Regions from separate parts of the Homo sapiens genome. Here region 2 is linked to region 1. A link is an interaction called in ENCODE POLR2A ChIA-PET data of the cell type or tissue named here. Cell type or tissue: MCF 10A. All regions are shown on one strand.

Region 1 (2,500 bases):
AAGCCATCAGTCTGCCTGTGCCAGGAACTGCCCACAGCTTCAGGGGCACTCAGGTGGGTCCAGGAAACATGGGGAACCTGCTACAGATAGGAAGAGGCACAGGCAGTGAAAAGTAAGGACCTAGACATGTCACGGGCTCTCAAAGTCACCTAGCTAAAATCACACGGTATAGCTCTCATCTGGAGTGGAACTGACTCTGCCTTCCTTGTGTGTGAACTGGTATTAGCAGCCAGTATGGATTGAACATTCGCTATATGCCAAGAACTGTACTAAGAAGTTTATAGAAACTATCTTATTTAATACTTATTGACCATGTTTCATATACCATGGGAAACGCAAGAAATAAGTAAGACTTACTCCCTGCCTTTAAACAATTTAAACTCCAGCAGAAGGGATAAGATAAGCAAACCAAGATTTTATACAGCAAAGGCTGTGATGAGGGCCATAAGAGTTACAAATACTTAAAAGGCCTTAGAGGTATGAGACTGACTTCGGGATGGTGGATCAGGCTTCATTGAGCAAGGAGGGGGCATTTGAATCTATCCTTGAAGAACCAGTAGGATTTTGACAGGCATATTAGAGCAAGTACATATGTGGATAAAGCTATGGAGTGTTGAAAAGCGGGGAGGGGAGGGACACAGGATAGAAGGCAGGAAGGAGGTCAAGTTGGGTGTTGCTAGGAAGCTGTCACAATTTCATCATGCCTGGGGGTGAGACAAAATTCATAATGTGAAGTCAAGGTTGGAAGAAGCCAGGTCGAGCTTCAAATTGGGAAATGAAGAATGTATACAGTGGAAAGCAACAAGCATGTGGGACAGAACAAGTTTGGCAAGGAGTGAGGTACAGAGGAGCAGAGGCCAGGCGTTCAGGACTAATGCCATGATTGCTGGGTGTCTGTAGCAATTCATTCAGTCAGTCACTCAATACATATCCCTTGTTCACTGTTTTCATTCATTCAACAAATATTTATTGAACGCTCACCTTGTGCCAAGCACTCATTTACATAATAGGGATATAGTAGAAGACAAACAGGAAAAATCAGTGACCTCATGGAGTGGACACAGACAACATCATAAATAAAATATCTAGTATGTCAGACAATAAGCGTATGGAGAAAAATAAGCAGGGAGAGGTGAGAAGGAGTGCTGTCTGGGGAGAGGAAGGTCGTTATTTTAAAGAGAGTGGTCAGGGAAGGCTTCTCTGAGAAAAGAATGTTTGAGCAAAGACCTGAAGGCGGAGGGAGTGAGCCACGTGGCTCCCTGAGGGAATCCTGCAATTGCAAAGACTCCAGACAGGAAGGTGACTTACTGGTCCAAAACAGCAGGGAAGCAGGTGTGGCTGGAGCAGAGTGAGTGAACTGCCTGAGGGCTGGTGTTTAGTTTAGAGAGAGGAAGCCAGCCCAGATGGTAAAGGGCAGTGGTTTTCAATGGGGTGGTGCCATCTGATAGTGGGTGTTTGTGAAATTCACGGAGATGTTTTTGTCTTCTACTGTAGTTGTGCCTGAATGTTTACATATTAAAATGCATCTCTTATTGTGGGCTTTCTTTTTATTTCTGCTTTGTATTTTAGATATGACTCTTAAAAATTGTGCATGGAGGGAGGTCATATTATCTCTGAATTCCAATTCTGGATTGCAAAGGCGGTGTTATACCATGTTGCTACTAACAGCTGCTAACTTGCATCTAACAAAGCTGAGACTCCAGAGAGGGACCATAAAGGTCATTGTGAGAACTCTAAATTTCACTCTTTAAGCTGAGTTGTTTGAGTAGAGTTGAGCAGAGGAGTGGTGGGGTCAGACTTAGGATTTAAACAGCTCTTCATGCCTGCCGTATGGAGAACAGAATGCAGGGGCCAGGGGAGAAGCCTGGAGACCAGGTAGGAGGCTGCGGCACTAATGGCGAAAGATGGAGGTGGCAGTGGAGGAGTGAAAAGTGGTCTGATTCTGTGATATATTTCAGAAGGCGGGAGCTATAAGGTTTTCTGAAAAAGATTTGTAGGGTGTGAGAGAAAGAGAGGTGTTGAGAATGACTCCATATTTTTGACCTGAGCATTGAAGGATGTAGATACCATCAACTGAAATGGAAAGCCTATAGGTAGAGTTGGTTTGGGGAAAACACCAGAATTTACTGGACACCAAACTATAAACTATATGCCAGGAACTATTTTAGGCACCAGGAACTTTCATAGGTCTGATACAGAGCATTATGTAAAGGAGTTCATCAGGCCAGAAGCTGAGGCCAGCAAGGACCAGCCTGTTTGACATGTAGGATTCCAGCTAGACTCTAAGCCTTCTGGGGTCAGTGAGCATGGTATGGTGTCTTGATCAACTCTGTGACCCACTTAGGACATGTTTGATAACTATCTATGGAATGAATGATGACTCTCTGCCTCTCATTCTCTGAGTGATTCAAATCATGACGGCATGAAAGTGTATCCTTATGTACAACCATAAAATTATTAGAATAACTGTTCTGGGTTTAGGCAAGGATTTCTTTTGGCT
Region 2 (2,500 bases), 87 kb after region 1:
CTCCCAAAGTGCTGGCATTACAGGTGTGAGCCACCGTGCCCAGCCTATCATCATATTTTGAATCATGACATTTTATATCTGAAAGCTATAGATTAGCAGTTCCTTGAAGGCAAGATTCATGTCTACTAATCTTGCCTGTGGCACGGTCCCTTACACATAGTAGGTGCTAAGGCAATATGTGATGAATGCATGAATGAATAAGTGAATGGGTTTCAGTCATGAGAGATTTTCTGAACCACCCCTTGCCTCGGGCCTACTATTTTCAAGAGAGTAGGTGAAGTGTTTTTCCCAAAATCACACGGCAGGGTTTGAACAAGAGCCTAAGATAGTGAATCTGTGCTTCTCTTCATCATACCACTCTGCTCCAAATTATATGTTTAAGGCAGATTTCTTGTTTCCATGTTAGTTTGGTAAACTCAAAGTCAGGCATGGTGTCTATTTTGTACCACGTCATGTTGGTTGTATGTGGAGCCTACAGGGAGGTTCAACCTGGGGGCTTGGAAGCAAGTTTTCTCTCTGAAAATGAAATTAAACAAATTGAGTCTGTATGTGATGGGAAAAAACAGATGCCTTTTAGGTCTCCTGGAATAGCTACTTCACTGGAGTTTAATTTCTGAAGAAAGAACATTTGGATAGAATAGGCATGGTCAGGAAAGAAGGACAAAGAGAAAGGCCATCTTCGGCTTAATTGTCCGACAGAATGAAAAATGGGGGGTGGGAGCTTTCTGCTTTTCAGAGAGGACCCTCTCAGATGGGGCAGGACCGGTTGGTTCATTAAGCCTCATTATAGTCTGAAAGAAACAGCCCTTAAGATGCTCACCTCAAGGTGCTTTCATTGTTGATCATTGTATTAGTCCATTTTCATGCTGCTGATAAAGACATACCTGAGACTGGGTAAATGATAAAGAAAAAGAGATTTAATGGACTCACAGTTCCACGTGGCTGAAGAGGCCTCAGAATCATGGCAGAAGGTGAAAGGCACATCTTACATGGCAGCAGGCAAGAGAAAATGAGAGCCAAGTGAAAGGGGTTTCCCCTTATAAGACCGTCAGATCTCATGAGACTTATACATTACCACGAGAACAGCATGGGGAAAATCGCTTCCATGATTCAATTATCTCCCACCTGGTTCCTCCCATAACATGTGGGAATTATGAGAACTACAATTCAAGATGAGATTTGGGTGGGGACACAGACAAACCATGTCAATCATGAAGGAACAAATTCTCCAAGGTTAGGCTGGGTTCCTGGTTACCTTGGAGGATCCTCTGAACAGGACAGGAGCTGCAGGCATTTCAGTCACTTTGAGAAAGAAACGTTTTCCTTTTACTCCGGAGTGAATTCACTTGCAGATGTTCTAAGAAAATTGTGTCACTGGCTGGGCGCGGTGGCTCACACCTGTAATCTCAGCACTTTGGGAGGCCAAGGCTGGTGGATCACGAGATCAGGAGATCAAGACCATCCTGGCCAACATGGTGAAACCCCGTCTCTACTAAAAATACAAAAATTAGCTGGGTGTGGTGAAGCGTGCCTGTAATCCCAGCTATTCAGGAGGCTGAGGCAGGAGAATCGCTTGAACCAGGGAGTTGGAAGTTGCAGGGAGCTGAGATTGAGCCACTGCAATCCAGCCTGGTGACAGAGTGAGACTCTGTCTCAAAAAAATAAAAAAGAAAGAAAACTGTGTCACCAAGAATCTGGTCTTCCTTGGGTGGGCCTTCTCAAAGTTGAGAAAGGCTCAGGTCTCTGCCGTGTTTGGTGTATATCAAAAATTGAACAAGTGCTAAAAGATGGTTTTAAAATTTGTGATGTATTTTCAGTGTTTATCTTGAACCAATGGATGCATTTAACATGCAAAATGCAATGTGATATTATTGTGCTAGTGACAATATAATTGCAGGACCTACAAAAATATTAGTGAATTTCAAGCAGTGTGATTGGAGGATGGTATGTAAGTTTAAAGATGTGTGATGAAAGCCTTCTAGTAATAGTCTTATTTAAATTTATTTATTTTATTATTTTTTTCTGTGGCATGATCACAGCTCACTGCAGCCTTCACACCCCAAGCTGAAGCGATCCTCCCAGATAGATACTCCCTCAGGCTCCCGAGTAGCTGAGACTACAGGCATGCACCACCATGCCTGGTTAGTTTTTTGTTTTTTGTAGAGATGAATCTTGCTATGCTGCCCAGGCTGGTCCTCATCTAGGCTTAAGCAAGCCTCAGCATCCCAAAATGCTGGGATTACAGGCATGAACCACCAAACCCAGCTTGCCTTCTACTTTCAATCTTGCCAGGCAATCTCTGTAACTGCATGAACGAGACCATTTGGAGACGGCTTCAGAGATAAATAAGAGGCCTTGTGTGGTAAGGCCCAAGGCCAAGTGACCATGCTCAGAGGTACTGGTCCATTCAACTTTCTGAACCAGTAAGCTAGGGCTCAGACTGTCACCAAGGTGATGCTATCCACGGGCCATCAGTCAAATCAGGCTTCCCTCGGTGACA

What was found. Peaks named below come from ENCODE experiments on the same cell type or tissue, not always from the same donor. Only the 100,000 strongest peaks of a DNase experiment are listed, where the experiment ranks them.
Region 2: POLR2A ChIA-PET joins it to region 1 with 5 read pairs; 6 of 35 experiments call an interaction of 5 or more read pairs at or near these places.

What each region holds. Positions count from the first base shown.
Region 1 is chr12:96,093,087-96,095,586 of GRCh38, forward strand. No RefSeq gene overlaps it. Among named protein-coding and RNA genes, the nearest start is that of TRD-GTC2-8, 58 kb to the left of the region's middle. In MCF 10A, no CTCF peak of the experiment used is centred here; DNase peaks (open chromatin) are centred at 705 and 1,335.
Region 2 is chr12:96,180,048-96,182,547 of GRCh38, forward strand. No RefSeq gene overlaps it. Among named protein-coding and RNA genes, the nearest start is that of LINC02452, 8.8 kb to the left of the region's middle. In MCF 10A, no CTCF peak of the experiment used is centred here; no DNase peak of the experiment used is centred here.